Regions from separate parts of the Mus musculus genome. Here region 2 is linked to region 1. Evidence: chromatin loops called from intact Hi-C (ENCODE). Cell type or tissue: gastrocnemius. All regions are shown on one strand. Each heading gives the region's core, and the rest is flanking DNA. Links, peaks and the distances in the headings are about the cores only.

Region 1 (3,081 bases), core at 356-2,855:
GGATTCTCAGGACTCTGCTGCACATTTGTAGCTCTGGGATCAAGGCACGCCCAGGAGCTCTGGGGTCTGGACTCAGATCCTCACATTTGTGGGGCAAGTACTTAACCACTGAGCCATCCTGCCTGCCCTTGCTCTAAAAAGGTTTACACAGGACTGGAGAGATGGTTCAGTGGTTAAGGGCACTGGTTGCTCCTCTAGAGATCTGGGGTTCAATTCCCACCACCTTCATGACAGCTTACAACTGTCGGTAATTCCAGTTCCAGGGGATCTATTCTACCAGACATGCATATCTGCGTGCAAGCAAAATACTCATACATATAAAATAAAATAAAGAGATATTTAAATAAGTAAATGAAATAAAATAAAAATGTTTAAACAGAAAATGTCCTCAGGGACAGCCTAATATATATGTATTTCTTCTCTTCCTTTCTTCCTTCCTTTCTCTCTTTCTCTCTTTTCAAAAAAAAAATGTATTTTAAGACAAGGTCTCACTATGTAGCCCAGCCTGCCTGGAGCTCTAGACTCTCCAGCTTCAGCCTCTCTCCCAAGGGTGCCAGGATTACAGATGTGCACCACTGTCTGGGGCACGTTTATCTGTCTTTCATTTCTTGAATGAATTGTCTTAGTAATCAGCACAATTAACTGATTCTTCAGGGGTTGTTGTTGTTGTAGTTTGATTTGGGTTGGGTTGGTAACTTAGAATTCACAATGTAGCCCAGGCTGGCTTTGAATCTATAGAGAGCTGTTCACCTGGGCCTCCCGTGTGCTGGGATTAAAGGCCTGTGTACCCCACACTCAACTCTGACTCCTTGGTGTTTTATCCGAACACACTTTTCCTTTCTTGCTTCACCTTGTTTCCCTCAAGAAATTGTTTTTGTTTGGTTTTCAAGTCAAGGTTTGGCTAAGTGTCCCAGCCTGTCATTAACTCCTGGCAATCCTCTTGCCTCAGCCTTCTGAATGCTGATTTGCAGCTGTGAGCCACCATGTCTGGCTTTCCCAAGTGATTTTCACTTATTATAAATTTATCTAAGTGTTTGGCATTCTCTAAATCAGTCAAAATATGAGCTTCTCAAACCTGCAGCCTCCTTAATTCTTTGTGGCAGTGAGCAGAGGTGCTTTATACTAAAAGAACAGTTCTCTTCTGTGTTCACTGAATAGAGTATATACTGAATAGAGTGTATACTGAACTGTTCTTCAAAGAAGGAATTGGGGAACATATTGTCTCCTTTCAAATTTTTATTTTATAAAAATTCTTGTTTTTATAAAATGTGACGCTACTTAGTGTTTGTGAACTACTTACAAGGAAAGTAAGCCAATCAGAGTAAAATCTGCTGAAGTTACACAGGCAATAGACACAGCAGAGAGCCAGTCTGCCATCCTCAACAAGGGAAAAGGTTGGTGACATCGCCCTCTTGTGGAATTTTCCTGCAACAACAACCGAGAGTCCATAGTGGTGCTTGAAGGGCATCCCAAATGGCTCAGTGGGCACTGTGGGTTAAGTCTGTGACCCTGATACTGGGCTGGTGCCTATGCATAGCATGTATTTCCCCTGGTCCTGAGGCATTGCTTCCCCTGATGGAGGCAAAAGCTTTTGCTCTTACTTCCTGCCCCCCGGGGGGGCTCCAGCTGCTCCTCTTTTTGACCCAACACCAAATGGTTGACTAAATATGAGCACATGCAAGCACAGGTATACACATTTATCCTATGGCTGGTTTCCTTGTCCCACAGAAAATAGACATATGGCAACATTGTAAGATGGTGGGAACATGGAAGAATGGTTCAAGGGGGATTAGGCTACTTCCACATACCAGTTTTCTATGGAGCTGAAGAACTTTCCAGAAGAAATATCTGAAAACTAAAACACTGATCAGAAACTCATTGTCTGGCTTCCAATACCTTAGATATGCTTTGTGGATGTCCTAATGGTGTGTGCCCTTTTTTTTTTTTCAGGGAAAGGCAAATGTTTATTTGTCCTAGATAGAGCACCAATCACAGACCAAAGAAATCATTCCGTCTAAGCCTAAAGATCCAGCGTGTTTAATTAGGTCAGTCACAGGAGCACGGACACCTTACAGGCAGTTGTACACTGAGGAAGAGCCTCCTCAGCAGCCACTGTTCACCACTTTGTATCCTCAGACAGGAGTGGGCTTCCCCTGATCCCACACGGGAATGTGGCTGGGCCTGATCTTATGAAGGTCTCTAGTGGGTGATCACAGCCACTCTGATCTCATAGACAGCAGTGCTGTCAGCAGTGCCTGGAGGATACAGATGTACAAACATTTATTACACAGATCTCCTTGGCCTTGCAGCTCATCTCTGTGCTGAAAGCGAATCCAGTGAGGAATTTATCTGCACTTGGAAGGGTCAGGTTCTTATGTGTCTAACTCACTATGAAGAACTTAAAAAATTTTTTTTTCGTTTTTGAACCAGACAGTAGTGAAGCACATGTTTAATCCCAGCACTCAGGAGGCAAAGGTGAGTAGATCTCTGAGTTTGAGGCCAGCGTGGTGTACAGAGTGAGTTGCAGGACAACAGGGCTGTGCAGAGAAGCCCCTTTCAAAAGACAAAACAAAATTTCATTTTGTATTTAGGGAAAACTCCATCTTTACACTCATATCATATTCAGCTTCTCCTCCTCCTCCATCTCTCCCTCCTCCTCTCCCTCCTCCTCTCCCTCCTCCTCTCCCTCCTCCTCCTTCTCCTCCTCCTCCTTCTCCTCTTTTTCCTCCTCCTCCTCTCCCTCCTCCTTCTCCTCCTCTCCTCCTCCTCCCCCCTCCTCCTCTCCCTCCTCCTCCTCCTCCTCCTCCTCCTCCTCCTCCTCCTCCTCCTCCTTCTCCTCCTCCTTCTCCTCCTCCTCTAAGAAGTTTACTGTGGGAGGATCACAAGGTCTTGGCCAGCATCGAAGACACAGCAAGACCAGACCCTGCCTCACACAAACAAGCAAACAGGGACAGAAAGGTGCCAGTCAGTAGCAATAGGCTGCTCTATGAAGAAAAGATTAATGCTAGCCTCTTGCTCCAACAAGCTAGTTGTGTGGTAGGCAGAGGGTGCTGTGAGCGGCAGGAGGCAGCGTTTGTGGCA
Region 2 (3,081 bases), core at 321-2,820, 190 kb before region 1:
GTTTTCTCAGATCAACAACCGTCTCTGCCACAGCTGTACCCCCTCCCTCCTTAACCACACAAGAGGAGGAGCCACAGGCGGGATAACAAAATGCAGATTTAACAACTAGCAACTCTGTCATCTTTTTCTAAAAATGACCAACTGCTGATTACAGCTCAAACGGAACCAAATGTTTGCGTTTCTGTTTTTGTTGTCATTTATTTGACAAGTTAGCCTCTATGAGCCAAATAGAGGGGGAGATGTGTGAACCTGGAGCACCGAGTGGCTACATCCACAGCCTCTTTCTGGTGTTGTTATGGAGAAGGGTCCAAGCCATAGGCTCACCAGGGTCCTCATTCCCACAAAGCTGCCTTGATACCCAACACTCTAGGCTCTCAGGGGCCCGGCAGCCTTCACAGCAGAGGCCTGCCTCAGTGGGCCACGGGTCTCCATGGGCTGAGCCTCCATCCGAGAAGCCTGAGGTTGAGTGGTAAGCAGAGGCCCAGCCATCCTTGCTGTGGTGTTTATCCCTCCTTCCTGCCAGGTTTCAGCGGCAGAAGACCCCTGTCTGCTGGGAATGGAGTTTCCATAGAGGAGGAGAAAATAATTTTTTTCCTATAATTTGTAAAGCTTGTGAAAAAGCCACTATCGTGATTTTTTAAATCAAGTAGTGGGACATTTAAAAAACAATAAAGATATTTTCCTAAATACCAAGTTGTCTGTGACTGTCTGCAGCCTCAGCCCAAGTAAGCTGTGTGTGTTTGTGAGTGGGGTCGGGGTCTGAGACAAGACAGAGGCCTGTACCACGTTCCCAGATATCCTCCAACCAAGCCTCTCCTACAGTTTTCCAGCATCATTGGCTGGGGACCAAGAACTGATTGTATGAGCCTACGGGAACATTTCATAACTAAAACTACAGCACAACTTCAGTGCTCTGTCCCACAAATCACAGAGGCTGCACTCAACTGAAACCTAAAAGAAGAGTCGGTATAGGCCAAGCAAGGGAGAAAAGTGTCTCAGACAGTGGGAATAGGCAGAGAGCTTGAAACCTCAGGGAAGCAGAAAGGAGGAAGGAGATGAACTGAGCCAGCTAGAGAGCGGACAGGGCAAAGCTAAAGGACGGTTGGGGTGCTTTGGTTGTTTTGAAGCAAGGTGTCATGTAATCCAGGTTGGCCTTGAACTTCCTACATAGTTAAGGATTACCTTGAACTTCTGATCTTCCTGAGTCTCTACTTCCTGAGTGCTGGGAAAACCAGGTACGGGACACCCAATCTGGTTTTATTTTTTTGGTTTTTAAAAATTTTTTTTTATTTTCATGTGTATGGGTTTGTCTGCATATTATGTCTGAATCATGTGTATGCAGTACTCATGAAGATAGGAAGAGGGCACCAGATCCTCTGAGATGGGAGTTACAGAGTCGAGTTTTTAAAGCCACCCTGAGGATGCTGGGAACCAAACCTCAGGCTCCTCTACAAGAGCAGCCAGTACTCTTCATCCCTGCGCCATCTCTTCGGCCCCAGTTTTAAATTTTTCCATGTGTTTTGACCCCAAGGCCTTCTTCGTGCCAGGCAAGCATCTACCATGGAACTATATCTGAAGCTCCCCACTTCTGGTTTTAAAAGGAATTTAAACATTTCCCAACTACGGCTCTCAAGCACTGCAGATTTTGTACAGTGAATGTGCCAGCCCTGGCGGAGGGTCGTAGGAGGTGGCCTGTGACCTCTTGGTACCTGGAAACGATCAGGAAGGAAGGGAGACAAGCCCCAGGAGACTGCTCCACTCAGCCCCTGCCCTAAGCTTAAGGCAGATGCCAGCCATTAGAACAGTGGCTCAGGAGAAGGCAAGCTGGCAGCCCTGGGGTGGGGTTGTGGAGGAGAAAGCAGCTTCCTCTCTGTCTTACGTACCCAACATGGAGGAAAATGGCTGGGGTAGTTGATGGCAGAAGTGGTCAGATGGCTCAGGTACCACCCACCACCTCACACTGGGACCCTGCTGCCCTGGCCTTGTGAGACACACAGCCCCTCCCAACTCTGCAAACTACACATCATTGTCTCGAGTGCAGCTTTCTGAGAGGTGTCAGGTGGGCCTCTCACAGGTAAGAAGCTGCCTTTGAAGGGCTCAGAATCCTGTGAACTAAGAGTGTGTTCCTAAGTAGATGAGAGAGGAGCATATGCGAGTCACAGTTGATTCTTATTAATTCATTCCACTAAATAGCAATCACCTCCCAAAACCAGGCCAGGGGTGGGGACTTGATTTCAAGAGGCCAATTCAGGTGTTTTTCTTTATGACATGCCCCCATCCCATCTGCGCTCATCCACTGCTAAACCCAGGAGGTTTGTGTTGGCATGGAATCTGCCGAACTTGCCCTTCCTGTTGCCATGGTGAATGCTAGGCCCTGGGGTTAGACTCAGTTCTTCATGGGAGCAAACAGGACTACACCCTCCCTAAGCCCCTTTAATACCCCCCCAACCCTCTCCGACATCCCCCCACCCCCCACCCCCTCCGCCCCATGCTCAATCCCCTGGGTTTTCCATCTCTTGGTCTTTGTTTGTTTTTGCCTTTGTCCACTCCTACCATGGGGTTTTGTTTGTTTCCCAACTGTCTGGTGCTGCGCACCATGGAGACGGTGTCCTGGGCTGCCTCTACCCCAGATCTGGTTAGGAACCCCTCCGCTTTGCGTGTATCTCCAACCTGATGTTCACAACATCCAAAACAAACCCCGACATTCCAAAGCAAGATAGAAACCGCCGTCCCCACCCACTCTGCTGGCGTTCTGGTCCACCTGGAAAGGGTTTTTGAAAATTTCCAGTGTTCCGCAGCAGTGTCCATGTGCTGAACGGAAAGCGGTGTCTGTTGAGCATTTTAGACCCAACGAGCTGTCTTTGGGTGGGTGAAGTTGATGTGGTACACTTGAGAGACAGAGGCAGGCAGATCTCTGTGAGTTCAAGGCCAGCCTAGTCTACACAGAGAAACCCTGTTTCAAACAACAATAACGACAACAACAAAAGAGTACCATGTACAGCGATTCCAGAGGACCAGAGTGTGGCTCCTAGGACCCATGGGGTGGGAGACTCGGGTGGATAGATAAAGATGGATGATGAA

The links. Peaks named below come from ENCODE experiments on the same cell type or tissue, not always from the same donor. Only the 100,000 strongest peaks of a DNase experiment are listed, where the experiment ranks them.
Region 2: it touches region 1 in a loop (2.1-fold over the local background); 10 of 42 quality-filtered maps call a loop at or near these places.

Annotation. Positions count from the first base shown.
Region 1 is chr9:65,431,031-65,434,111 of GRCm38, forward strand. No RefSeq gene overlaps it. Among named protein-coding and RNA genes, the nearest start is that of Mtfmt, 3.2 kb to the right of the region's middle. In gastrocnemius, for the core only: a CTCF peak has its summit at 1,424 (motif pointing left); a DNase peak (open chromatin) is centred at 1,426.
Region 2 is chr9:65,238,532-65,241,612 of GRCm38, forward strand. Parp16 (poly (ADP-ribose) polymerase family, member 16) reads left to right here. Exons shown (of 7, transcript NM_177460.4): 7 at 1-688. The region is part of intron 2 of Gm36538 (a long non-coding RNA gene); the gene reads right to left. Among named protein-coding and RNA genes, the nearest start is that of Cilp, 25 kb to the right of the region's middle. In gastrocnemius, for the core only: a CTCF peak has its summit at 1,354; no DNase peak of the experiment used is centred there; H3K27ac peaks cover 269 bases.